7 separate regions of the Homo sapiens genome follow, and all the other regions are linked to region 6. The links are chromatin loops, found by intact Hi-C in ENCODE. Cell type or tissue: PC-9. All regions are shown on one strand.

The links. A loop is a pair of places that touch in the nucleus more often than their neighbours do. Peaks named below come from ENCODE experiments on the same cell type or tissue, not always from the same donor. Only the 100,000 strongest peaks of a DNase experiment are listed, where the experiment ranks them.
Region 1: a loop joins it to region 6, with 11 times the contacts of the local background. A loop is called at or near these places in 6 of 110 quality-filtered maps.
Region 2: it touches region 6 in a loop (6-fold over the local background); 23 of 110 quality-filtered maps call a loop at or near these places.
Region 3: it touches region 6 in a loop (8-fold over the local background); 42 of 110 quality-filtered maps call a loop at or near these places.
Region 4: a loop joins it to region 6, with 5 times the contacts of the local background. A loop is called at or near these places in 2 of 110 quality-filtered maps.
Region 5: it touches region 6 in a loop (14-fold over the local background); 96 of 110 quality-filtered maps call a loop at or near these places.
Region 7: it touches region 6 in a loop (13-fold over the local background); 21 of 110 quality-filtered maps call a loop at or near these places.

The regions. Positions count from the first base shown.
Region 1 is chr5:142,213,587-142,217,586 of GRCh38, forward strand. No RefSeq gene overlaps it. Among named protein-coding and RNA genes, the nearest start is that of SPRY4-IT1, 100 kb to the right of the region's middle. RefSeq lists a silencer at 2,822-2,991. In PC-9, no CTCF peak of the experiment used is centred here; a DNase peak (open chromatin) is centred at 2,475; H3K4me3 peaks cover 453 bases; H3K27ac peaks cover 1,048 bases.
Region 2 is chr5:142,444,150-142,448,149 of GRCh38, forward strand. The region is part of intron 3 of SPRY4-AS1 (SPRY4 antisense RNA 1); the gene reads left to right. Among named protein-coding and RNA genes, the nearest start is that of SPRY4-AS1, 120 kb to the left of the region's middle. In PC-9, no CTCF peak of the experiment used is centred here; DNase peaks (open chromatin) are centred at 1,272 and 2,222; H3K4me3 peaks cover 1,374 bases; H3K27ac peaks cover 4,000 bases.
Region 3 is chr5:142,354,903-142,358,902 of GRCh38, forward strand. The region is part of intron 3 of SPRY4-AS1 (SPRY4 antisense RNA 1); the gene reads left to right. Among named protein-coding and RNA genes, the nearest start is that of SPRY4-AS1, 32 kb to the left of the region's middle. RefSeq lists enhancers at 158-959, 960-1,761 and a silencer at 1,799-2,448. In PC-9, no CTCF peak of the experiment used is centred here; a DNase peak (open chromatin) is centred at 2,189; H3K4me3 peaks cover 2,078 bases; H3K27ac peaks cover 2,776 bases.
Region 4 is chr5:142,237,609-142,241,608 of GRCh38, forward strand. No RefSeq gene overlaps it. Among named protein-coding and RNA genes, the nearest start is that of SPRY4-IT1, 79 kb to the right of the region's middle. In PC-9, no CTCF peak of the experiment used is centred here; a DNase peak (open chromatin) is centred at 2,013; H3K27ac peaks cover 1,229 bases.
Region 5 is chr5:142,150,285-142,154,284 of GRCh38, forward strand. It overlaps NDFIP1 (Nedd4 family interacting protein 1), which reads left to right. Exons shown (of 8, transcript NM_030571.4): 8 at 1,447-4,000. Among named protein-coding and RNA genes, the nearest start is that of NDFIP1, 44 kb to the left of the region's middle. In PC-9, CTCF peaks have their summits at 1,767 (motif pointing right) and 1,971; a DNase peak (open chromatin) is centred at 1,817.
Region 6 is chr5:142,546,538-142,550,537 of GRCh38, forward strand. No RefSeq gene overlaps it. Among named protein-coding and RNA genes, the nearest start is that of FGF1, 140 kb to the right of the region's middle. RefSeq lists an enhancer at 3,953-4,000. In PC-9, CTCF peaks have their summits at 2,403 (motif pointing left) and 2,608; a DNase peak (open chromatin) is centred at 2,494; H3K27ac peaks cover 709 bases.
Region 7 is chr5:141,990,191-141,994,190 of GRCh38, forward strand. RNF14 (ring finger protein 14) reads left to right here. Exons shown (of 9, transcript NM_004290.5): 9 at 1-102. Among named protein-coding and RNA genes, the nearest start is that of GNPDA1, 21 kb to the right of the region's middle. In PC-9, CTCF peaks have their summits at 2,368 (motif pointing right) and 2,574; a DNase peak (open chromatin) is centred at 2,331.

The sequences.
Region 1 (4,000 bases), 330 kb before region 6:
AGAGTCTTGCTCTGTTGCCCAGGCTGGAGTGCAATGGTTTGATCTCGGCTCACTGCAACCTCCGCCTCCCAGGTTCAAGCGATTCTCCTGCCTCAGCTTCCCGAGTAGTTAGGATTACAGGTGCATGCGCCACCACGCCCAGCTAACTTTTGTATTTTTAGTAGAGATGGGGTTTCACCATGTTGGTCAACCTGGTCTCGAACTCCTGACCTCGTGATCCGCCCGCCTCAGCCTCCCAAAGTGCTGGGATTACAGGCATGAGCCACCGCACCCAGCCCTGTTATTATTATTATTATTATTATTATTATTATTATTATTAGAGACAGGGTCTCACTGTTTTCCCAATGCTGGTCTTGAACTCCTGGCCTCCCTAAGTATTGGGATTACAGGTGTGAGCCACCACTTCTGACTGGTACCATTATTATACAAATATAAAATGAGGAAACCGAGGCACAGAGCGGTCAAGTGAGTTGCCCGAGGATACACAGCTAGTGAATGGCTGATCGAGGATTCAGATGCAGGGAGTCTGGCCTCAGAATCTATAGCCTTCACCCTAACACACTTGGTTTGCTTCCCCCAGAAAACAAAGGGCAATGGAAGAACCTGACCATGGAGTGGTGATCGGGCTGGGCTTCTAGTGCTTTTCCTATTACCACAGGCAGAAAGCCCCCATCCCTACTTAGTCCCCTGGGTACCTGGGGCATCTCACCATTACTAGCATAGGATTTTGTGATTTGCAAGACATGTTTACACATCTACAATTTCTCTGCCCCTTCCAGCAATCAGGTGGGGAGGACAGAAGAGAGTAATTGTTATTTCTTTCTTACCAAGGCTCATAAAGGTGAAGCAGCTTGCCCGAGGTCACCCAGCTAAAACAACACAATAGGTTTTCAGGTTCCCAACGCAAGTTCTTTTATCTATACAGTCATCTCCCTTTATCCACAGGGAATACGTTCCAAGTCCCCCAGTGGATACCTGAAACCATGGATAGTACTAAACCCTATATGTGTGTAATATGTTTTTTTTTTACTATACATACATACTTGTGATAAAGTATAATTTACAAATTAGGCACAATATGAGCTTAACAACAATAATAATAAAATAGAACAATTATAACAATATACTACAATTAAATTTATGTGAATGTGGTCTCTTTTTTTTTTTTCCTCACTCTGTCACCCAGACTGGAGTGCAATGGCACAATCTCGGCTCACTGCAACCTCTGCTTCCCCAGCTCAAGCGATTCTCCTGCCTCAGCCTCCCAAGTAGCTAGGATTACAGGCATGGGCCACCACACCCGGCTAATTTTTGTATTTTTAGTAGGGACAGAGTTTCGCCATATTGGCCAGGCAGGTGAATGTGGTTTATTTCTAATTTTTCTTTCTTTCTTTCTTTCTTTTTTTTTTTTTGAGACAGAGTTTTGCTCTTGTCACCAAGGCTGGAGTGTAAATGGCATGATCTCGGTTCACTGCAACATCTGCCTTAAAGGTTCAAGCGATTCACGTGCCTCAGCCTCCTGGGTAGCTTGGGATTACAGGCACCCGCCACCACGCCTGGCTAATTTTTGTATTTTTAGTAGAGATGGGGTTTCACCATGTTGGCCAGGCTGGTCTTGACCTCAGGTGATCTGCCCACCTCAGCCTCCCAAAGTGCTGGGATTACAGATGTGAGCCACCGCGCCCAGCCTCTTTCTAAATATTTTACTGGATCATGGGTAACTGAAACTGCAGAAAGGGAGACCGTGGATAAGACAGAGAGACTACTGTACCATCCTGCCTTTTGCTGATGCCAAGGGTAGTTCCTATACCTGAAAAACATAATATAAAATACTATCTTGGGGTCGGGTGCAGTGGCTCACACCTGTAATCCCAGCACTTTGGGAGGCTGAGGCGGGCAGATCGCTTGAGGCTGGGAGTTCAAGACCAGCTTGGCCAATATGGTGAAACCCCATCTCTACTAAGAATACAAAAATTAGCCAGGTGTTGTAGCATGCCTGTAATCCCAGCTGCTCAGGAGGCTGAGGCACGAGAATCACTTAAACCTTGAAGGCAGAGGTTGCAGTGAGCCAAGATCATGCCACTGCACTCCAGCCTGGGTGAGAGAGTGAGACTCCATCTCAAAAATAAAATAAAATAAAATATTGGAACTAGACAGTCTCTTAAAGCCATGCAGTTTATGTTTGAATATGCTTGAATACCTCCAGTGATAGGTAACTCACTACCTATAAGAGGAAACTAGAGAGTGGATCCTGATGGTATACAAGAAGGAGGTGGCCTGGGACATGGCTGACCTGCTGACCTTGGAGATTTTTGCCCCACAAATGAGGCTGCAGGATTGAGTCTATCTGAGGAATGTCCTGCAGCCAGGCCCACAAGGTGTCCCTCCCAGCCCTGCCCCAGAGCCCTCTCAATCCTTCCTCTCTAAAACCGCAGCCCCTCCTTCAGAAGGAAGCCCTCTCTGCACAGACTGGTTAAGGTTTATTAGTCCTTAAAATTCCTTCGAGATGAGTTGGTATTTATTTCCCTGCAAAGCTTATGTAACCGTAAGAGGATACTGGGGCTGCCAAAGCTGTCTGTGGTTTGGATGGGGCTCACAGCGGTTTCTTCTGGGAGCTAAATATTATAATGAGTGACCTCATACTATCATTTTCTTTGGAACCGAGTTGTGCTTGTCCCAGTGGTACCCGGAGCTACCTCCCAGGCCCCTGCTGTTTTGATTCAGGCCAGGACCAGAGGGTAGAATGAAGGGAACAGGGAGAAAAAATTAGTCTGTTGAGCCAACTTGTTCACTCGGCTTCCGGGGAGGCTGAGATCTGGGTTTTCAGCCAGCGCCGAGCGCTGGGTGGCCACAGTGATTGGACTGCTGGGGAAATTATGGGAAAGGCCAGCCTTCCAGCTACTGTCTGTTTCAATCTGAGCTTTTGTAAGGATGCAGATTTGGGACTTGGAACAGGAATGGGTTGGGGAGGATCTGACTGCTGAGTGGTCACGGGCCAATCCTTAGGAACTGTTGAAGCTTGGGAAGTCTTGCATGGGGAGCCTCCAGCTGTTGAGTAAGAGGCGCCATTCGTGGAGCACTTGCTGTATACCAGGCACGAAGAAAAGCACTCTGCCTGCATTCACCAGGGGGGCTGTGTAAGACAGTGGGTTGGAGGGTCGACATAGTGTGGAATGGCTGGGTCTGTGTCCCAGCTCCACCACTTAATGTCCGTGTGACACTGGGCAATGATATAACCTATATGTCCCCATCTCTAAACAGTGGTGATGACAGCCCCCCTGTGAGGTTGTTAGGAAGATTAAATGTGATAATGCAGACAAAATGCTTGCACAGTGTCTGGTATAGAAAAGAACTCAAAAAATGTTAGCCGTCATTATCAGCGGCAGCATCTAACTGGATCCTCATAGCATCCCTAAGGGGTAGGGTCTCTTGATCTCCATTTTGCAGGTGAAGAAATGAGACTTGAGGGGTCATGTGGTTAATGAGCCACAGGACTAAGATATGAAAACTTCACTCTAGTGTCCCCTTGGCCTGGAGGTGGAAAGGGTGGGGTTTACTGCATGGATTCCTTCCTTAGGGAGCTTGAAAGCTGCCACGTGCAAGGCTAGGGAAGGGAAAGAGCTGGATTCCCTGGCCATGGAGGTCTACACTGGGAGAAAAATGGTTCTTAGAAAAGACTCTGAGGAACCTACTGGATGGTGAACTTCAAGAGGGATCAGGAATCATGTTGGTCTTGCTCACCACCACGTCCCAGTTCTGAGCACAGCGCCTGGCACCATGGTTTTTGACTGAATAAGTTACATTTGCAATGATCCTTTGAGCATTTTCATTTTAACAAGAAAAGCCTGGCTTCTTTCTCTGTTATTAACTTTTTTGACCTCAGTGACACCATGCAGGTGGCATCTACTGGGGCTGATAAATCCCCTTGGGAATAAAATGCCCAAGGCAGATGAGGGGAACACAGCTCTGGGGCCCAAGAGAACCCACAAGGGAGAGGGAA
Region 2 (4,000 bases), 100 kb before region 6:
ATAGATGAAGTAAACTGAGGCACAAAATGTTTAAATATTGCCTGTTACACAGCTAGTACCTATGGAGCGAGAGTTTAAACCCAGGCAATCTGATTCCAGAGCCAGTACTATTGACCTCCAAACTATGCCACCTCATGTAATAGAACTTACAACTTTTGGAGTTGATGTGGGAATTAAATGAGATAATGTTGATATATATAAAGACACTTGAGGCAGTTCTTAGCACATGAGGTGTATTCAAACTCATCAAGAGAAAAAAAGCTGCCAGTAACTTCTGACCTATATTCTGTGCTCTCAGTAACATGAGCAGAGAAAAGCAATTCTTCCTAAGAGATCCTCAGAATTCTCGGAACTGGGTCTTGTTGACTCTCTTTGGGTCCCATATCTGTTGCTGAACCAGTCATTACGGCTAACAGATGTCAGTGTTCCACTGAGCCAGGCTGGTTCATGGGCCCACCCTGAAGCTGAGGGTAGTGTTGGCACCACCTGAGCCACCTCAACTAAAAAGTGAAGGAGGGTTGTTTCTTTGGAGCAAAAAAAAAAAAAAAAAAAAAAAAAAAAGGTAGCATTACTAGAGGTAGAGAAACAAGAAGTCCTCTATATCATGCATTGACACTAGCAAAAGAGGCTGTCTGGATTTCTTGGGGAAAAGACACATTGTAGCTGATGAACTGAACAGAGAGGGTGGCCAGAGGCCCTTCCACTAAGTCCTGTTGAATCCTCCAGCATAGAGTAGGGAGGAAAGAGGGTTGGAGGGGTTTGGCAAGAATCACCATCTTTTTATTTATTTTTATTTTTTTAAATTTTAAGTTCCAGGATACTTGTGCAGGACATGCAGATTTGTTATATAGGTAAATGTGTGCCATGGTAGTTTGCTGCACCTATCAACCCATCACTTAGGTATTTAGCCCCCCATGCATTACCTATTTATCCTGATACTGCCCCCTCTGCCCCTGCTCCCACCACAGGCCCCAGGGTGTGTTTTTTCCCTCCCTGTGTCCGTGTGTTCTCATTGTTCAGCTCCCACTTATAAGTGAGAACATGTGGAAGAAGCACCATCTTTAAGGCTCAACCTGCTATGTCACTAGGGGCAGCATTCAGAGAGGTCGTCAGGAAGTCCATGGTCAGTTCATTGAATCTGCAGGAGGGTAAATAGGACATAATTACCCAAATGGCATGTGGGCAGGCCCCAGGCCATCCTGCAAGAAGTGCTGGGTAAGCATCTGCAACCACTAATGATGCCCCTCAAGGCCCTGGTGCTGCTCAGAGGTGGCGCCGCCAGCCCTGAAGCCCCTATTCCCATGCTCCTGGGTGAGTCAGGCTGTGTTGAAGGAGGGCCCCACCTGATTCACCAGTCCCACTTCCTTTACTTCCTGGTGGTCCCCACCCACACAGCCACCACACCCAGAGCAGCACTGACCAGTAGGACCAAAATTAGCTTCTGAGGCATAATGGGAAAACTTGGTCCAAGATCGGGTGGGCGATGGGTAAATTACAAAGGGACCCCGGGTTAAAGATATCAGCTCACCAGTTTCCACTTAAATCCCTACCACCTTCCACTTACTGGGGCCATTTGTTGCTGGAGTAGGCATAAGGAGACATTTCCTTTCGTGCCAAGTTTAAGCAGCTAACTCCTGTCAAGCATCTAAGGGTTAGTTCAGAAATGAGAGTGTACAATGGCACCAGCACCATAAAAATAACTGGATGGTTGTATTAATCTGTTCTTGGATTGCTATAAAGAACTACCCGAGACTTAATTTATAAAGAAAACTACCTGAGACTTAATTTATAAAGAAAACTACCTGAGACTTAATTTATAAAGAAAAGAAGTTTAATTGCCTTACGGTTCCACAGGCTCTATAGGAAGCATGGCTAGGGAGGCCTCAGGAAACTTACAGTCATGGTGGAAGGCAAAGGGGAAGCAGGCATGTCTGTCCTACATGGCTGGTGCAGGAGGAAGACAAGGGAGAGGTGCTACACATTTTTAAACAACCAAATCTCATGAGAACTCACTATCACAAGAACAAGGGAAAAATCCACCCCCGTGATCCAGTCACTTCCTACCAGGCCCCTCCTCCAACACTGGGGATTACAATTTGACCTGAGATTTGGGTGGAGACACAAATCCAAACCATATCAATAGTAGAGACTCAGCTGCTGTTTCACAACTACTTGTTTACTAGTGTGTGTGTTGGGAGTGAGGGTTCTAGTCGTTCCGGATATTATTTCTCAGGCTCATTTTTCTAAAGATGACTTCTACTTTACCCTGCCTTATCACATTCCATTCACTGATGACCTTGCTTAGTAATCAGTAAAAAATGAGACCAGCAACATCACAGCTTTCTCTCTCTCAGTTCTTCACTGAGACCCCAGAACCAACTCCTCCTGCAAACTCTGGGAACTTCATCCACAATATTTCCTTCTCTCTCCCTCCTGTTTCATCAGTCTGTGTTTTCTAACTCCTTCCTCTAAATCTATACTAAAATGACCCATCCTAAAAATAATCACCTTCCCACAACTTTCCACTCTCCTTGTAACTATCCGTACCCTTCCTCTCTACCAAATGTCTTTTTTTGTTGTTGTTTTAAGCGAAAGCATGTTTATTAGGAAAGCAAAGAAATAAAGAATGGCTACTCCATATGCAGAGCAGCAACTTGGGCTGCTGGACTAATGGTGCTTATAATTATTTCTTGATTTTTATGCTAAAAAAGGGTGGATTATTCATGAGTTTTCTGGGAAAGGGGTTGGGCAATTCCTGGAACTGAGGGTTCTTCCCCTTTTAAAACCATATAGGGTAACTTCCTGACATTGCTATGGCGTTTGTAAACTGTCATGGCTCTAGTGGGAGTGTCTCTTAGCATGCTAATACATTATAATTAGCATATAATGAGCAGTGAGGACGACCAGAGGTCACTGTTTTTGCCTCCTTGGTTTTGGTGCCCGCCACCAAATATCTTGAAAGATGTTTGCCTGCTATCTCCACTGCTCAACTCCAGTTACAGTCTGGTTTCTGCTTCTACCATGGCACTGAAATTGCCCTGCCAGGCTTATAGCAAGCAACTCTGAACTCTCCAGATGTTTTGAGAGTTTCATCCCTATCAGTGAAAACAAATTGAGTATGTGCCTCAACATATGAATATTTATTTATAAATTATATACATATGCTAATGTATAGATATTGTGTCTACTATGAAATATAAACCAAAATAAATACTTTAAGAGATGATTTAATTATAGAAGTTTGAATATTTTCCCTAGTGGATTGTCTTCTGCCTGCCTCTTTGGTCTACTTACCGATTTCAGTATATTTATTTTTTTGTCAGCTTTATTGAGACATAATTTAATGTGGTAAAATCAATTTTAAGTATACAGTTCAACGAGTTTAGACAAATGTATAAAGTCTTATAACCACTACCCCAATCATAATATAGAACATTCCAACACCTCCAAAAGATCCCTCTTTTATTTTCAGTGAATTCCTTACCTCTTCCCCGACCCCTAGCAACCAGCAACCTGCTTTTTAATCACTATAATTTGCATTTTCTAGAATTTCATATAAATTAAATCACACAGTAAGTAGTTTTTTTGTATCTGGCATCTTTCACTTACCATGATGCTTTTGAGATTCATTCACGCTGCTGCATGTGTGGGTAGTTTTTTCATTTTTATGGCTCAGTAATTATCTGTTGTATGAAGATGCTATAATATGTTTACTCATTTACCTGTTGAAGGACAGGAATTTATGACTAAAGCTGCTATGAGCATTGACATATAAATATTTGTGTAGATATGCGTTTTTATTTCTCTTAGGTAAATACCTAGGAGTGGGATTTCTAAGTCATATGGTAAGTATATGTTTAACTTTATCAGAAACTGCCAAACTGTTTTGTAAAGTGCCTGAAAAATTGCATCCTCATCTGCATCTATGAAAGTTCCATTTCCTCCCATATCCTCACCAACACTTAATATTGCCAGTCTTTTACATTTTAGCCATTGAGGG
Region 3 (4,000 bases), 190 kb before region 6:
CTCCCAGGTTCAAACAATTCTCCTGCCTCAGCCTCCCAAGTAGGTGAGATTACAGGCGCCTGCCACCATGCCTGGCTAAACTTTTTTTTGTATTTTTAGTAGATACAGGGTTTCACCATGTTGGCCAGGCTGGTTGGCCAGGCTGGTTTCAAACTCCTGACCTCAGGTGATCTGCCCATCTTGGCCTCCCAAAGTGCTAGGATTACAGGTGTGAGCCAGCGCGCCTGGCCTTCTTACTGCACTTTATTTTATTTTATTTTATTTTATTTTGAGATGGAGTCTTGCTCTGTCACCAGGCTGGAGTGCAGTGGCGCGATCTCGGCTCACTGCAACCTCTGCCTCCTGGGTTCAAGGGATTCCACTGCCTCAGCCTCCCAAGTAGCTGGGACTACAGGCGGTGCCACCACGCCCGGCTAATTTTTTGTATTTTAGTAGAGACGGAGTTTCGCCATGTTGGCCAGGAGATGGTCTCCATCTCCTGACCTCATGATCTGCCTGCCTCGGCCTCCCAAAGTGCTGGGATTAACAGGCGTGAGCCACTGCGCCCAGCCACCTTACTGCATTTTAAACCCAAACTTTAAATATCATCTAGGTCAGTGGCTCTTTTTTTTTTTTTTTTGAAACAGAGTTTTGCTCTTGTTGCCCAGGCTGCAACGCAATGGCGCCATCTCAGCTCACCGCAACCTCCACCTGCCGGGTTCAAGTGATTCTCCAGCCTCAGCCTCCTGAGCAGCTGGGATTACAGGTGCACGCCACCACGCCCGGCTAATTTTGTATTTTTAGTAGAGACGGGGTTTCTCCATGTTGGTCAGGCTGGTCTCAAACTCCTGACCTCAACTGATCCGCCCGCCTCGGCCTCCCAAAGTGCTGGGATTACAGGCGTGAGCCACCGCGCCCGGCCCTAAGTCAGTGGCTCTTAACCCTGGTTGTACACTAAACTCACTTTTGAAGTCTTACAGAAATGCCAGTGCCTAGGCCCCATTACCAAAGATCCTCATTCCCTTTGTCTGAGGTGGGGTCAGGGGTGTCAGTGTTTTTGAAAGCCTCCCTGGGAATTCTCATTTGCACCTAGGTTGAGAAGTACTGTATCTAGTTCAGTGTCTCATTTTCCTTATAGGAAGCTGTGAGGCCGAGAGATGAAAGGAAAGGCTCAGGCGATATAGCAAGAGCAGAAGGACCCAAGCCCCTTATCAAGGCTTGTATTCAAGGGGAAAATGCAGCCCTGGGGCTGCCCTTCACTCGGTCTTTGGGATGAGACTTCTGAGCTCTTTCCTGATAATAATGTTTGGACCTTTCCAACCCAGTTCTTCCTAGCACCCTTGCCTTTTCATCCTTGGATGCCTCAGGTCAGACCCCTCAGAGAGGTGTCCCTACAGAAAGCCGCTGTTCTAGAATGTGACCCATTAAAAAACTCATAGCACTTGTAGATGTGAAATAATCCTGTTCATTCATTTTTGAGAATCTAAGCCCCCTGTGGGCAGGAACCGTATCTGTGTTGTTCCTGCGGTGCGGGGGCTTAGAGTAGTGACCAGCACTTAGTAAAACATACTCATTAAATGACTGAATGAACGAAATCCCAGGAGGCCAGTTGAGTAGTTTTTTTTTTTTTTTTTTTTTTTCCTGGTCCCGACCATCTGATTCTCATTACTTCTACAGCTCGGGAAGTCTCTGCTTTGGCATTTTATAAACCTCCTGTGCGTACGTCGACATTTTAACCATAAATCCAGAGTTTTGGGACTGCAAAACTCGAGGCCAGGGGATTGGGGGAGGGGGATAACTACCCGGAGGTCCGAAGCCCGGCGGAGCTGCCCTGGGGTTGGGGGGAGGGACGGGAACCCTCGGGAGGACGCCCCTCCGCCCCCTGCCCACCCCCTCGGCGGGACATGGCCCCGGGCCGGGACGTCCTTCAGATTGGTGCGCCGCCGCCGCGGCCGTCTCCTCCCGTCGGGCGGGGTGGGGGGTGGTGAGGGACGCGATCCAGGTCGTGGCCTGGCGGCGGCTCCGGCCACAGCCCCCGCATTCCGGCCGCGCGCCCCCGGAGGTGACGCCTTGAGGAAGCTGTATTTTTTTGGGGGGGAGCCGCAGGGAACCGTTGGGAGAGGGGCCCTGTGTGTGTCCCTTTAAGAGCCGGAGCGCTGCCTCCGCCTCGCAGGCGCCCGGAGCCTCACAAAAGAACAGGATGTTGTTGATTTGTCACCAAACCACAGAGAGGAAATGATTGTAAATTTCCTTTAAACATCCCCACCGCGCTCCGGCCGCCCCCGCTTCCGCCTCCTCCGCCCCCGCCCGGTTCGGCACAGCGGGGCCTCAGCGCTCCCGCGGGGCGCCTGCTCCCCGGCCGGGCCACGGGCCGAGCGGCTCCTGGGCGCCTGCGGGAGGAGCCCCCGGCCCGGCCGCTGCCCCAGCTCGCGTTCCAGTTGCTTTTTCTACAGTTGCAGCGGAGGAAGGTCCTGGGCTTTTGTGTGAGCCCGCGCGCCGCCCTTCTCTCCGGGAGCGAATGGGAACCGCGCGCGGGGAGCTCCGTGCTGTGTCTAGGGAGCGCCTTAGCGCGCCATCCCCGTTTAGCCTCGCAGCTTCCCTGTAGAGGCAACAACCGTTATCTCCTTCGTTAGGGTCTGGAGGGAAACTGAGGCCCAGGTTAGTTACGTGAGCCGAAAGTCACCAGCTCTTGGAACGCTTTGGGGGCTCTTGGAACACACCATGCAGGTTTAGGTCACCCCAGACCTTATATTTGTGAATCAGTGAGCGACCGGAACATTCTAGAATCCCCAAGTCATCAAAAGTGGCAATTTACATTGCGAAGTCCAAAGCAATGATTGCCAAGTCCAAGTTTTTTCGTGGGGGAACGTCCCTCACCACTTCCAGCCGGGCATCCACTTTTCAGAAGCTGTTTGGGTCTCAGTTTCTACTTTCACTCCATTTGCTTGTAAGATTTCAGGAAGCCTCTGGTGGAGTAAGTGTTTGCTCCCAACCTGTGGCCCATGTTGGAGTGGTGTGGTCTGTGGTCTAGGAAAGGGCTGCCTTTGCTGTACAGAGTGTTCTTTTGGAGCAAGTAATGCTTATTCCGGCATAGGCTGCACTGGGCTTCTTGAACTAAAAGCAGCAGCTAATGTCCTAGACACCGCTGAACAGAATTCTCTCATTTCATCCTTTGACCAGCCCCAGGAGGTAGAGGTTGCTTTTCTCTTTAAACAGTTGAGGAAGCAGGTTCAGAGAGGCTGAGGAACCGGACCAGCTTGCACATTGTAAGTGGAAGACAAAAGACTCATTTAGTTACCACATTCTGATTACTGGTGATGTCTCTCTTTAATACTTTGTCTTATTACTCGCTTGCGGAGACAGGTGGTGAAGAGAATACAGGATATTTTTGTTGGGTCTTGTTACCTCAACTTCCAGGGAGCTCTGGGCCGGACTCCACTTTCTGGGAATAGAGTTAGGTGGCCAGTGCTCTCAGACTGGAATCTTCCCTTTGCCAGCCTTATGAGAGGTCCTGAGTGGCTTGGGGACTGAGGTGGAGTTCTTTTCACTCTACTTGAATAGGAAAATGGGCTCCTTTAAACGATTACCTGGAGTTGGATTTCTAAGGCTGAATAGCCCCAGTCCAATGCAAGCCCTTCTATTCAGATTTCTCAGCTCTAGGGGGCAATGGTAAGAGCTGGTGAGATGTATGGAGGGTTGACTTTGAATATTAAACGTGCGGTTCCTAACAGCTAATGTTTTCGTGTGCCTGCTATGTGCCATGCACTGTGCCAGGTGCTGTGCACGTGTTTTCTCATTTGATCCTAAGCCACGAAAAGTTGGTACCCAGAGAGGTCGTGCACCTAGAAATGATGGAGCAGGGGTTGGCATTTTTCTCCACAGAATCCCCTGTGTCTGTGCAAGAGGTCATCCAGGCACCCCAGAAATGAGACCACAGTTGCTTGCCTTCAATCATTTAGAAAGCCAAGAGGGTCCTTGGTGCGGGTGGATTTTGAGAGAGAAAGACAGTGGCCTTTGGCTC
Region 4 (4,000 bases), 310 kb before region 6:
AATTCCCTTCATCTTACTCTAGCGGGCTTTTGGAATGCATGTGTTCAAACTCCCACCTTTGAACTGTTTTCATGTATCAATCCTGGAAAGGTTTAAGACTTTGAGTAACAGAAAATGTTGTAAGTCATGGCCCTTAAACACATTTTTGGATTTAAAAATTAATTTTGCAAATAAATCATTGTGTGTTCTCTCTTGTCTCCACTCCCATTACCTTTCCCTAAAATGTGTTACTTCGTTATGGAACCCAGAGCCTCACACTGTACCAGAGCTTGGTGCATACGTGTTAGATGACTGATTGACAGGCTGACTCACAATCTAACTAGCCCGTATCTTATGGGATCTTTCATCTAAGAAGAGACACAGCATACTATACCATGCATGTTAATTTCCATAGCCTATACTTGCTTTGTTAATTTTCATTACAAACTATATTGAAGATATCAAAAAGCATATTAAATGCAAGATATAGAATGTAAAGAGGAATAATACAAGAACTACCACGGCACCCAGTAGCCAGCTTAAACACTGCAGCCTTACAAGCCCCGAGTGCCTCTTTCTGAGCACATGTCCCTCCTTCCCAGAAGCACCCACTGTTTTGTGTTGATAAATCACCTGCTTTCTTTATAGTTTTACCATTTGTGCATGCAAATCTAAACAATACATTGTATCCTTTTACTCATTTTTGAAATGTATACATGGAATCATACACTGTAGTTTTCTCTGATTTGCTTCTTTCACTCAACATTGGTTTCGAGGCCCATCCTAACTGATCTACATAGCTGCAGTTCATTCATTCTGCTAAAATATTCCATTATAAATAGCACCACAATTTATTCATGTATTCCACTGTTGATGGACATTAGAGTTGTTTCATTTTTTTACTATCCTGAGCAACAGGCCTGGGACTAGGGTGAGGAAGAGGGAAGTCACACTAGTTTCCTAGTGCTGCCATAACAAATTATTGCTAACTTGGTGTCTTAAAACAACAGAAATTTTTCTTCTCGCAGTTCTGGATGCCAGGAGTCTGTAATCAAGGTGTTGGCAGGGCCATACTCCTTCAAAGGCTCTAGCAGAGACTCTTTCCTTGCCTCTTCTAGCTTCTGGTGGCTCCAAGTGTCCTTGGCCCATGGCTTATGATTGCATGACTACAACCTCGGCCTTGGCCTTCACATGGCCTTCCCCTCTTCTCCCTGTGTCCCTCTTCTGTGTGTCTCTTCTAAGGACACTTGTCATTGAATATAGGACCCAACCAGTCTATCCAGAATGATTTCAGGCCGGGCGCGGTGGCTTACGCCTGTAATCCCAGCACTTTGGGAGGCCGAGGCGGGTGGATCACGAGGTCAGGAGATCGAGACCATCCTGGCTAACACGGTGAAACCCCGTCTCTACTAAAAATACAAAAAATTAGCCAGGCGTGGTGGCAGGCGCCTGTAGTTCCAGCTACTCGGGAGGCTGAGGCAGGAGAATGGCGTGAACCCAGGAGGCGGAGCTGGCAGTGAGCCGAGATCGCACCACTGCCCTCCAGCCTGGGTGACAGAGTGAGACTCCGTCTCAAAACAAACAAACAAACAAACAAAAAACAGAATGATTTCATCTTCAGATCTTTAACTTCATTACATCTCCAAAAACCCTTTATCCAAATAAGGTCACATGCACAGGTTTTGGGACACAGATGTACTTTTGAAGGGCTATCATTCAGCTTGCTATCAACACTGCGCGTGCAATATTAGAGACCACAACCTACAACAGTCCTGAAGGGGAGTAGGGGAGTACCACCTTAAGTTTTTTGCCCTAGGAGCCGTTCTTCCTCCTTCTGGTCCTGACCCTGCTGAAAAACCCTGCCATGAACATCTGTGCATACCTCCTGGTACCCTTGGGCAGGAGTTTTTCTAGAGTGCATAACATAGGACTGGAATTGCTGGGTAGTAGAACATGTGCATATTTGTCTTTATTAGCTAAGGCGAGGCTCTTTTCCAAAGTGGTTTTACCAGTTTATTCTACTATTAGTGGTGGAGAGCAGTTCTGTTGCTCCACATCCTGTTCTTGTTGCTCCAAGACCTGGCCTTGTCTGGCTTTCTGATTGTAGTCAGTTGGGTAAGTGTGGAAGAGTATCTCCTCAAGGAATTTTTTTTTTTTTTTTTTTTTTTTTTTTGAGACAGGGTCTGTGTCACCCAGGCTGGAATGCAGTAGCATGATCATATAGGTCATTGCACCCTTGAACACCTGGGCACAAGCAATCCTCCTGCTTCAGCCTCCCAAGTAGCTGGGACTATAGGAGCGTGTTACTGCAGCTGGATAGTTTGTTTTATTTTTTGTAGAAATGGGGTCTCACTATGTTGCCCAGGTTGGTCTCAAACTCCTGGCCTCAAACCGTCCTCCTAGCTGGGCCTCCCAAAGTGCTGGGATTACAGGCATGAGGCATCACACCTGGCTTCATCAAGGTTTTAATTTGTATTTCTCTGATTACTAATGAGGTTAAGTATATTTTCACATGCTAATGAGCCACTTGTATTTCCTCCCCTTTGAAAGGCTTTTTCAAGGCTTTTGCTCATGTTTATAATTTATTTTTGCTTTTTCTTTTTGGTTTGTAGGAATACTTTATATATTCTCCATACTAATCCTTTGTTATTTAAATATGTCCCAAATATCCTTTCCCAATAAGTTATCTCTTTCCCAATAAGTTATCTCTTTTTTTGTTTTTTTTTTTTTTTGAGATGGAGTCTCACTCTGTCACCCAGGCTGGAGTGCAATGGTGTGGTCTCGGCTCACTGCAACCTCCACCTCCAGGGTTCAAGCGATTCTCCTGCCTCAGCCTCCCGAATAGCTGGGACTACAGGCACGTGCCACCACACCCGGCTAATTTTTGTATTTTTAGTAGAGACGGGGTTTTCCTATGTTGGCCAGGCTGGTCTCGAACTCCTGACCTGGTGATCCGGCCGCCTTGGCCTCCCAAAGGGATTACAGGCGTGAGCCACCGTACCTGGCCTAAGTTATCTTTTTACTCTCTCTTTTAAAAATGTAGTTGAATTTATCAATTGTTTCCTTTATAGTTTGGGCTTCTGTTCTTGTTTAAAAAATTCTCCCCATTCTTAAGCATATAACAGTATTTCTCTCTGTTGCCTTTTAAAGGTTTTATAGTTTTGCATTTCATATTTAAGTCCTAGAATGGATTTTTTGGTATATAGTATGAGGCAGGGATGCAATTTTGCTTTTTTCTATTTTATTTATTTGTTTATTTATTTATTTGCATTTATTTATTTTTGAGATGAAGTCCTGTTCTATTGCCCAGGCTGGAGTGCAATGGTGGGATCCCGGCTCACTGCAACCTTTGCCTCCTGGGTTCAAGCGATTCTCTTGCCTCAGCCTCTGGAGTGGCTGGGATTACAGGCTCACACCACCATGCCCAGTTAATTTTTTTGTATTTTTAGTAGAGACAGGGTTTCGCCATGTTGGCCAGGCTGGTCTTGAACTCTTGAACTCAGGTGATCCGCCCACCTTGGCCTCCCAAAGTGCTGGGATTACAGGTGTGAGTCACTGAGCTGGCCACTCTTTTCTATTTAATTAACCAAGTGTCTCAGCACCATTTATTAAATAGTCCAGGCTTTACCCAATATCTGAAATGCCCACTGAGTCATAAATCAAGTCTCCATATATACATGGATATTGTTCTAGGTTCTCTGTTCTGGTCCATTGATCTATGTGTCCATCCCTTTCCAATACCACATCATTTTTATTACTACAGTCTCAATGGTAAGTTAAATCATGGTATCTGGTAGGGTAGGTTCCCCTCAATTTACTCTTTTTCATAAGTGCCTTGACATTCTTGGACAGTTGCTCTTCTATATACATTTTTGAAATAGCTTTTCAAGTCTCTTAAAAATGCCTGTTGGGGCTGGGCGCTGTGGCTCACGCCTGTAATCCCAGCACTTTGGGAGGCCGAGGCGGGCGGATCACAAGGTCAGGAGATCGAGACCATCCTGGCTAACACGGTGAAACCCCA
Region 5 (4,000 bases), 400 kb before region 6:
CAATTTTCTTTTTTGCTTCTGCTTGGCTTTTAGAGTTCCTCATATTTTTGTGTCTCTGTCTCTGTGCTTTCCGAGGTCTTTCAATCTCTTATGTCTCTCAATCTAAAGAAAAGATGTCCTTGTATCAGTTTCAGTGGTTTACTTCAAATCACAACACAAATGAATTTATAGTTTGGAAAAATGTTGATAATATTAAAATATGTTCATTTCCTCCAGTGTGTTTGTAGTCTCTCTCCATTTTGGCAGCCTTTTAAATACTTACGCAGTAATCTAATCAGAAAAGATACAGAAGACACCGGGCATAGTGGTGCACGCCTGTTAGTGCCAGTCACTTGCGGGGCTGAGGCAGAAGGTTGGCTTGAGCCCTGGAGGTGTAGGTTGCAGTGAGCCGAGCTCGCGCCACTGCACTCCAGCCTGAGTGACAGACTCTTGTCTCCAAAAAAAAAAAAAAGAAAAGAAAAGAAAGAAAAGACATAGAAGAGTTTCTTGTGGCTTTTATAGTAATTTGGAGGATAGAAAAGTAAGTTATAGGCCGATATTTGAGCCCATCCAACTCTCACTTCTTGCTGAGTACCACAAAATAGTTTCTCAATAAATGTTTATTAAGCAGTAAATGTATCTCTTTAGTGTTTCTTCTTTTATTCTTAATAGTTCTTCTTTTATTGTTAATATAGGGAATTACTTGTAGTTTTTCCCAAGTTATTTTCATGAGAACCAAAACAATATACTAGTACAGAAATGCCTCAAAGTATTAGATGAAAACTGCATTTAGTAAAATGCGTAGGCATTATTTCGAGAGCATTTATTTCAGTCAGATATATTCCTTTCTTAAAATTTAGTTTGAAAGTACATGTATTATTTTAAGAGAAACATGCCCCAAATACAATGACTTTTTAGGAAAACTTGTTTTTTAAAAGTATTTGTGGTACCTGTGAGTTTATCCTTGTTTTCTAATTTTGCCATGCTCGGTTGAGGTATAGCATGACATGGTTGGCATCCTTACTGGAAAGCTTCCTTGTGCAATATCTAGTGGAATTGTTAGGGTAAACAGTATCTTCAGGTATATTAGGAAAATTACTTGTGCACTTGGATTATGCTCTCTGTCCCAAGTTTCAGTCATTGCTGACAGCGTTCAGTGTGGGATGCGCAGTAGCACTGCTTCCATTGTATTCTTTTGTTAAGAGGTTTGGAAAGAGAGACTCCTGACTTCAGGAGTTTTTAGAAAAAGCATTCCAGTTTTTTCTAGTTCTAGAGGCCTTGATAACTTTAAGAACTGAAATTTTAATGTTTATTGAATACCGTGATGTCAGTATACAGTAATCTTAAAACTATGTTAAAATGCACTTGTGTCTCCAAACATCCTGCCTTCTTTTGTGACTACATCCTTCTCTTAGCCAAAATAACAAGCTAACTAGAGTTTCAATATTCAATATCCTTCTCTGGCAGATGTTTTCTGGCAAAGGCCTTCCTGCATTTATGAATTCTCTCTCAAGAAGCAAGAGAACACCTGCAGGAAGTGAATCAAGATGCAGAACACAGAGGAATAATCACCTGCTTTAAAAAAATAAAGTACTGTTGAAAAGATCATTTCTCTCTATTTGTTCCTAGGTGTAAAATTTTAATAGTTAATGCAGAATTCTGTAATCATTGAATCATTAGTGGTTAATGTTTGAAAAAGCTCTTGCAATCAAGTCTGTGATGTATTAATAATGCCTTATATATTGTTTGTAGTCATTTTAAGTAGCATGAGCCATGTCCCTGTAGTCGGTAGGGGGCAGTCTTGCTTTATTCATCCTCCATCTCAAAATGAACTTGGAATTAAATATTGTAAGATATGTATAATGCTGGCCATTTTAAAGGGGTTTTCTCAAAAGTTAAACTTTTGCTATGACTGTGTTTTTGCACATAATCCATATTTGCTGTTCAAGTTAATCTAGAAATTTATTCAATTCTGTATGAACACCTGGAAGCAAAATCATAGTGCAAAAATACATTTAAGGTGTGGTCAAAAATAAGTCTTTAATTGGTAAATAATAAGCATTAATTTTTTATAGCCTGTATTCACAATTCTGCGGTACCTTATTGTACCTAAGGGATTCTAAAGGTGTTGTCACTGTATAAAACAGAAAGCACTAGGATACAAATGAAGCTTAATTACTAAAATGTAATTCTTGACACTCTTTCTATAATTAGCGTTCTTCACCCCCACCCCCACCCCCACCCCCCTTATTTTCCTTTTGTCTCCTGGTGATTAGGCCAAAGTCTGGGAGTAAGGAGAGGATTAGGTACTTAGGAGCAAAGAAAGAAGTAGCTTGGAACTTTTGAGATGATCCCTAACATACTGTACTACTTGCTTTTACAATGTGTTAGCAGAAACCAGTGGGTTATAATGTAGAATGATGTGCTTTCTGCCCAAGTGGTAATTCATCTTGGTTTGCTATGTTAAAACTGTAAATACAACAGAACATTAATAAATATCTCTTGTGTAGCACCTTTTACTGTAGATTAGTGCTTAATTTCTTGGCTTGCATTTGTTGATTGCTAAGGCAATTTTTTCTAATCTTAGGGAATCATTCAGTAGATGCGATTAAAAAACTAATGTTGGGTCAATTTTTTTCTTCATTTTCAGCACAAGAAGTCCTCTTATATCCTACTAAATACATTCCTAAAAATGTATTTGAACATTGGTTCTGTAAAAGATAATGGACTAAAAAAGTAGAGAGGAGTTGTAGAGATCTTAAATCATTCTGGAATTCCTAATTATGCTTCAATTTTTAGACATAATTTTAGATAATTTATTTCCAGTGTTTTCTGCATGTTCTCATTTGTTCTTTTTCTCAGTTGAATGCACCAACTGGTTTGAGTCCTGTGAGCATTCAGTCAGTTGAAATTAAAGATTCCTCATTTCTCCTGATTTCTATTCTTGTCTCAATCTTAAATTTAGAGACCAGTTGTTTTTATGATATCAGCCATTTGATTTTTTTCATTTTCTATTTAAGAAATATGAAGAAAAAATACACCAAGATGGTCAAATTACTACACAAATCAGCACCAGCACAGTCTGATAGCTGCAAATGTCCATTCATCTGCTGTGTATGTATATCCAGAATCAGCATAGGAAGTCGTTCAGGATATCAGTATATAATGCACAGAAGTGTGGGTTGTTTGAAAGCCAAACAGGAAAATTAGGAGCCTCCTGGATTGACATTTCAATGATCCCTCTAACCAGTTTATGGATTATTATGAATAATAGTGTAGTGTGTTCTTTTTCAGAAGTTATATTTGATAATAGAGAAGGGAGTTTTATGGAAGTTTCTTTGAAGATTTTTTTTTTTCCATTTCGAATCAGATTATAGCAACAATGGAGTTTGGAAGTTTGTATGGCCTATAATGTTCTAAGTTCCAGAATGAAAAGATCTGTAACAATCTGAATAGATGTGGACACATATAGCAGAGAGAACTATGTAAATTATCTTGCAGAACAAAATAGAAGGGTCCTAAATCACGTTAACTCAAACATTGTAGACTAGCTTTGTGTTTATTCTTCAGGTCCTTGCGCCTTATTTGGTTTTGTATATTCAACGAACTGAAATATTTGGAATTCCTATTTCTACGTATTTGGTGGTCCATAAGACTTTGTCAAATGTAAACCTACAGTTTGATACGCTTTAAAATACCTAGTTAAGAGGATGATTTCTCTTTAATCGTTTAAATGTTCTGAAAATTAAAATCTTTTGAGGCACATGAAGTGGGCACCATATATCATCTAGAGTCCTTACTGGTATTCAGGATGAAAATGTTCACGCTGCATTAATTGTCATTTTTCTCTCCCATGTTCTTTCTCACTTTGATACGTTAATACTGATAATGGATAAAGAGTGAGTTTTTATAATAAATGGTTTTGGAAAGGTATTCATAGGAACCGCGGTTATTTACTTAAGGTTATGGAGTAAACTAGCTTGGACCTTGGGCTGCAGGACGACTAGGATTCACCCATAAC
Region 6 (4,000 bases):
AGGCTTCTTATATGATAGAGAATAAACTTTTATTTATTGGAGGGTTTCTGTTCCTCACAGCTGAACCTAATCTCAATTCAACTAGCTAAATATTCCTCCAATTAGAGTGCTTAGCGACAGGCTCCACAGTATCATTCTCAGCTGCTGAGAACAATGTGCCCATTCCTGCCGAGTCATGGAATCTTTACTCCAAGAGATGGTAATATATCATCAAGATCATTCTAAAAGCTTAATGCAGTGAGCATCACTTAATACCTGAATACCAAAAAGTGAAAATAATGGTTTCATGTCTAATGGGACTTGAGTTCACATGTCCCCTCAGCCACAGGGACTTGTGCTGGCAGACACCACTGTCCTCTGCTTTGGTATTTCTATCACTTGGACTCTAGATATAGGTGAATAAAGCCAACATGGTTTGTTGTTTTTTTTTTTGAGATGGAGTCTCGCTCTGTCGCCCAGGCTGGAGGGCAGTGGCGTGATCTCAGCTCACTACAAGCTCCGCCTCCCGGGTTCACGCGATTCTCCTACCTCAGCCTCCCGAGTAGCTGGGACCACAGGCGCCCGCCACCACACCGAGATAATTTTTTTGTATTTTTAGGAGAGATGGGGTTTCACCGTGTTAGCCAGGATGGTCTCGATCTCCTGACATTGTGATCCACCCATCTCGGCCTCCCAAGGTGCTGGGATTACAGGCGTGAGCCACCACGCCCGGCCAAAGCCAACATGGTTTCTAAAGACAGATGAGAGAAGTACCTACCATTTCCTGAGGCTGGCTTTACCAAGGACGTAACACGTGTAAATTATTCAAACAATACAGAAATGTATAGTAAAACGTGCCCCATATCCCATGACCCCTTATCTAAAAGTCATGATGTTAAAAGCTTTCAGGATATCCTTCTAGATATTTTCCATGTATGTAGAGCCCTTCCTTTTAAAAAGCACACATATACACACATATATATAAACATAAATGGGATTGTACTGCACACACTGTAATATACTTTGCTTTTACATTTAATCATAGTTCTAAACATCTGTCCAAAACAGCATATATATACATCGACTTCTGACTGCATAGAATTCCATTGTACAGTAGATGTACCGTAATTTATTTCACCAATTTCCTGTTAATAGACATTTGTTTCCAGAGTCTTGCTCTGGAAGTCTGGACAAAGATTGCTGCAACGGATTCCTTTGCACATCTATCTATGTACCAATACATTGGTAGACGTGATTCATAGAATTGGAGTTGCTAGGTTAAATCGTATGTTAAATATCTAAGTAGTGCTCCCTGCAGTTACGTTCCCAGCAACTGTGCCAAAGCTGCTTTTTAAACTCAGATGGAAACCACAATTGGACATTAACTTTATTTCTTATTCACTTATTACTTTTGTTATCTGGGTTTCTGTTCAGAGAAAGAATGACGTCTGACTTTTGTTCAAAAGACAAATGAGAAGCAGGTGAGTGATCTGCTTCAGTATAATGCTTTCTTTTGTTTAAAGTGCATTATGGGCAAAAGTTCTGTCTTATTGCTGAAAAGATGCTAGTGATTATTCTTATTCAAGAATTCAAGATATAGGCAAACAGGAGGTCAAGGCTGCAGTGAGCTGTGATTGCATCACTGCACTCCAGCCTGGGCAACAGAGCGTGACGCTGTCAAAAAAAAAAAAAGATAGAGGCATATTAAGCTCTCAAGAAATGATGGAACTAGCAGAAAATCATTGGAGAGGCAGAATAGGGAATGCCACCAGGAATATAAAACCTGGTCTTCTAGATCCCAGGCTACAGAGGGGTTATTTCACCACAAATACAAAATGACTTTGAAAATAGAATTATATTCTAAATAGAATATAGGTAATAGAAAGATACCTTATTTAAAGACTGGAAGAAGATCCACATTTAGGGCTCATCAATATACTGTGATCTCTGACCACCCAACCCTATACTTGACACTTCCCCTCTCTTCTCAGAATCTTTTAAAAGCAGTCTCAGAGTATATGCAGCAGTAGTAGTGGTGATGATGGAGATAATGGAGTTTTTTTGTTTGTTTGTTTTTTCTTTATCCCCAATATCCAGCGAGCTGCTTGGATAAATGCTTAAAACAAGATGAAAATCTTTGTCCTGGATCTGTACATCCGTGTACTCTTTTTGCATCTGCTCTGCTGATATTTTCATGCTCCCTTGACACCTGCCTGCTATTTTAGAAGAGGTCTTTGTATCAAAGGAGGGGTAGGGGAGTCGGGCATTTCCTCTGCACTAGCGAAAGGGCTGCGGGGGAGCCTGAGCCCCAGCCTCACTTCAGGTGGCAGAGGCCTTGCTGCTGGTCTTTCTTGGAGAGGCTGTCTTAGAAGTAGGTAGCACCCTCTCCTGGGCTAAATGCAAACGATCTCTGTGTGTCCTGAAATCATCTGGGATAATAGCAGGCATCTCCTTTTCTCTGGCAAGCTCTGCCCCATCACTGCCCCCTCCTGGCCCCTTCTATTTTTTTTTTATTTGAATGCCACACTGGACCATTTACAAGTCCAAATGAGTCAGATTGGAGATTCTAAGTAAGACTGGTTAGGGAGCAGGAACTTATTTGAGTACTCACCGTGTGCAGGGCAGGGATGTGAATATAAAATGAAATAAAAGCTTGGAGTCAGTATAGATAGAGAATATGAAGACTGAATGACTAAATGTTTATAAAATGCTATTTAAACAATTCCCAACATGCTAGAGGAACTCTGCATATGGTAGAAATCGTATAGCGGTGAGGTGATGTGTGCGACCTGGCAGTCTCTTCATGAAATGGCAGACCCTGAGAAAGGAGTTGTCCAAAGGAGGAGGGTAGAGCCTTAGCTTGCGAAGTCTCTGGAAAGAGATACACTGGAAGTTTCTTTTATTGAACAATTTAACAGAAAACTGCAAAATTCAAACTTTCAGGACTCTCCTACCACCACCTTCTACCCTCTTGTCTTTTCTTCACCAGTCATTTGTTTTTCTCAATGACATTTGCAGAAAATGAAGACATTTTAATGATACCTTCTCCTTTCTACTCAGCATTCTGGTTTCTGCTTCATCTGAACATTTACCCTAATACTTCATCGAACTCCATCTACATGCTACATACTGATGACCATGGCTATTGTTCATTTTATCCCATAAGTCAAAGATTGTGTCTGTTTTGCTTGTTCAATTGTCAGTGTAACAATAATGAAAAATAATGGTAATAACTGTCACTTAGTGAGTTTTTACCTGAAGCCAAGCACATAATCATTTACCATTCTTTCAACTGATGCTCACAGTTACCTGATGGGATAAGAGCTTTATTATCCCAGTTTTTACAGATGAGAAAATTAAGGTTCAAAGCTATTCAGTAACTTGCCCAAGTTACAGAGATGGGACCTGAGCTTGGAAGTCTAGCTCTAAAGACCTTGTTCCTGTCCACTGTGAATATTGTTCTGCTTAGTATTCACAAGTAATAGATGAACGTTCAGGAATTCAGTGACTAAGGAAATAATCATGTTTCCAGGTATAGTTCGTTGCATAAAAATTAATGTGACTTGAGACATCACAGAACTGAGCTAGGAGGGAAGTATAGCATTTCCAGTGTCTTCAGAGCAGTTTGTTAATAGAAGAGGTGTTGAGAGCTGGGTTGGCTTATTCCTAACAGAGCACAGAGCACTGACCTCCAGGGACACAGCCAAGACTTACTGAATACTTACTATGTTCCAGGCAGTGGGCTCAAAGCCCAGCGTGTTTTTCTATTTAATCCTCACAACAACCTCACCTTACAGAGGAGGCTCAGAAAGGTGAAGCAACTTGCCCAAGGTCATCCAGCTAGTGGTTGGTGGAGTCAGGACACTTCATTGCTCTGCTGGACTCCTCTCAGGTGCCCCTGGGGGAACTTCAGATTGTCTTATAGGCCCCAGCTTCCCAAAGGATGCCCTCTGAATGGAGGGAGGAAGTTAGAGGGAGGATCAGGGTCTACCAGGAGGCTGCCAAAGGTGTGCTCTGGGAA
Region 7 (4,000 bases), 560 kb before region 6:
AAAGATTTGGGTAACTCCCCAAATGCCCTGTAAAACAAATGGGTTTGTGGAAGGTTGTGGTGTCAGCAAAATATATGATAGAATAAAGAGTTTTGTACCTACCTTAATTTCATGAAAGCCTTTTTTTATGAGTGGGTTGAGATTTGCCATAAATTAGTATGAATTTCATGGGCCTTTTTTCTTTTTGAGACAGGGTCTCACTGTCACCCAGGCTGGAGTGCAGTGGTGCGATCATAGCTCACGGCAGCCTTGAGATCTGGTCTCAAGCAATCCTCCCACCTCAGCCTCCTGAGTAGCTGCGACTGCAGGCACATAGCACCATGCCCAGCTAATTTTTTTTTTTTCTTTTTAGTAGAAATAAGGTCTCGCTATATTGCCCAGGTTGTGAACTCCTGAGCTCAAGTAATGCTCCTGCCTCAGCCTGCCAAAGTGTTGGGATTTACAGGCATGAGCCACAGTGCCTGGCCTCCTGGGTGTTTTTGGGGGAGTTTGAATAGTCAGTGTCTCTTCATTTTTATATAAAAGGTTTGGGTCTAGAGCTGATAAATGAAAATAAGCTATCAAATAACTTATTTATTTATTTATTTGAGATGGAATCTCCCTCTGTTGCCCAGACTGGAGTGCAGTGGCACAATCTCAGCTCACCGCAGCCTCCACCTCTCAGGTTCAAGTGATTCTCCTGCCTCAGCCTCCCAAGTAGCCAGGACTACAGGCATGCTCACCGTGCCCAGCTAATTTTTTTGTATTTTTAGTAGAGATGGGGTTTCACCATGTTGGCCAGGCTGGTCTCGAACTCCTGACCTAGTGATCCACCCGCCTCAGCCTCCGAAAGTGCTGGGGTTACAGGCATGAGCCACCACGCCTGGCCATAATTTTTTTTTTTAAATCAAAATAGCTCTGTGACATTTTAAGCTTGTGATCGAACTAACTTTAGGGCCTGCCTTTGTCAGTTGAGATGCATCTTGTTTCATCCATTTTTCTTTTAGTTTAAATTTTTATTATTATAATTTTTATTTTTTTAGCTACCCTATTAACAGACCATCCATTTTTTAAAAAGAAACTTTTTATTTTAGAATATAGATTGACAGAAAAAGTGCCAAGATTGTACAGCGTTCCTATGTACCCCTCACTTGGTTTTCCTTATTAACATATTAGTGCAGCACATTTGTCATATTAATGAAGTAGTATTGATATTATTAAGTAGAGTTCATACTTTATTCAGATTTTCTTAGTTTTACCTAATGTCCTTCTTCTGTTCCAGGATCCCTTCTAGGACACCACGTTATTATATTTAGTTATCATGTCTCCTTAGACCCCTCTCAGCTGTCACAGTTGTCTCATCTGTTTTTATTGTTATATAAACATTAATTATACCTTGGTACATCTGGATTGGGCAGGAGCCAGAAAACTTTTTGAAGACAGATTACCTAATCCTAGCAGGCTCAGCAAATCAGTGATTTCTTTTTGACTGAGGTCTTTTGTAGCTTTAAATCAGTTACTTCTCAGGATGCTTCAGTGCTGTGTATGCAGTTTTAGGCTGTTCACCTGTTCTGGTAATTTTCCTGCTCGGCTTCTTGAAAAACATCATTAAACACTGGGCAAGTTGATCAAGTCAGGAAGTCAGCTGGACCCATTAGACTGTGCCCTGGTGTGAGAATTAGCCTGCCATCTTGGCTAAATCCCGAAGTTTGTTGAGTAGATGTATCCCTTCCTGTTGACCTGTGGAGGAGCTGGTGAACGTAAGAAAGGCTCAGTATCAGAAGCCATATTCCCAGACAGATTTGTGGTGTTAGTCAGCAGTCTTTTTTTTTTTTTTTTTTGAGACGGAGTCTTGCTCTGTCACCCAGGCTGGAGTGCAGTGGCTTGATCTCGGCTCACTGCAACCTTCGCCTCCCGGGTTCAAGTGATTCTCCTGCCTCAGCCTCCCAAGTAGCTGGGATTACAGGTGCCCACGACCACACCCAGCTAATTTTTTATTTTTTATTTTTTTTAATTTTTAGTAGAGACGGGGTTTCACCATGTTGGCCAGCCTGGTTTCGAACTCCTGACTTCAAGTGATCCACCCATCTCAGCCTCCCAAAGTGCTAGGATTACAGGTGTGAGCCACCGCACCCAGCCCAAAGTCATTTGCCCAAAGTCATTTTTTTAGTAGTAGACAGTTCTAATTTACATTAGTAATCTCTTCATATACTTTGTATTTATTTTTTCTGTCAAGAGCAATGAGAGTTAATTAGAGGAGATAATAATAAAGTTGTTCACGTGGCTGTCTGCTTTGAAAGGGAATTTCAGAATTTTGACTGGAGTTTGGATCTCCCTCCTACCTAGTATTAACTTTGCCATAAGCATCACCAGCAGGTGGCAGCAGTTCCCATGTTCTAAAAATATCGTCACTAGTTAAGACAGGTATAGAGTATGTTGTTTTGTTACAGAAGTAGATTTAATTTCTGGTATTTAAATTTTCCTCATTATATTTCATTATAGTCTGTTTTATACTTTAGTAGACAGAATGGTATCTAACAGTACTATCAAGGCAGGAACAGCAGTATTATCAGAAATTTTTAAATACTCAAAAGTGTATGTGAACCACAGTTGACATCTTATGCAATTGTTACATAGTAGAGTGTCACTCCTGATAGTGGCACTTAACCTTCAACCACCAAAGTAGGGAAATTAAGTTGTATATAAAGCCCCTAAGTAGGACCAAGGAATTGTAACCCCATGGTGCCCTCTGATGCTGGTAAGAGTAGCCAGCCTGCTCCCCAAACCTTAGCTTAACTAAAAAAATCAGGCCAGACTGAGTGTGGTCAGAAATCTGGTTATGGGAGCTTTAGGGGTATTCTTAGCCAATGTTTATGGTAATAATCAACTTTCATCACCCATCGTTTAGACTGTACAGTTTCTCAGGTTGTCTGAAGATTTACCACTCCAAGGACTCCCACATTTCTCTGAGCCAGAGGATGCTTTGGAGAAGATTGTGTACATTGGAAACTTAGGGAGATTTGATGCTGAAGTTGCTAAGTACAAAGTTAACACAGTCACTTCTTTTCCTTGCTTGGATCTCCTTTTTTCCCTTCATTATAAAAACAAACCAAAAAAGGAAAAGCAGCTAAACTCACACTAATACAACATAAATACATGTAAATTTTAAAAGCGATTGTCTTACCCTCAGTACCATTCTACTTTTTGCAACCTATAGTATTTCCTAGAATAACTCACTTATTTAACAAATACTGATGGAATACCCAGCAATGGGCCTTACTCTTTTTCAAGGTGGTGAGAATGTAGCAGTAAATAAAACAGACATAATCTCCCTGCCCATGTGGAACTTAAATTCTGGCGGAAGGAAAGAGACACTAAGTAAATTATCTGGTTCATCAGAAGATAAGTACCATGGGTCGTGCGCAGTGGCTCCCTCCTGTAATCCCAGTGCTTTGAGAGGCTGAGGTGAGTGGATCACTTGAAGCCAGGAGTTTGAGACCAGTCGGGGCAACATAGTAAGACTCCGTCTCTCTTAAAAAACAAAAAAACACTAAAAATTTGCTGGGTGCAGTGGTATGTGCCTGTTGTCCCAGCTGACATTCAAGAGGCTGAGGCAGGAGGATTTCTTGAGCTCAGGCGGTCAAGGCTGCAGTGAGCCTTGATCACACCACTGCATTCCAGCCTGAATGACAAAGCAAGACCTTTGTCTCAAAGAAAAAAAAAGAAAAAAAAAAAACCATAGAAGTTGGGGAGAAGAAATAGGGAGTTAGGGGAGGCAGGGCAATGTTGGAATCTTAAAGAGTAGAGAAGACTCCATCAAGATAGCACTTGAACAAAGTCTCAGCAGTGTGGGATTGAACCTTCTGGACACCTGGGAGGAGAGAATTCCAGGCAGAGACAGCAAGGGCAAAGCCCTTGGGCTATGAGCATGTAAGAGGGCTCCAGGAACAGTGTGGTAGCCAGTGAGGGCTGAGGCAGACCCAGGAAGAGTGAGAGACGGGATGTAAGCATGTGGTCCTGT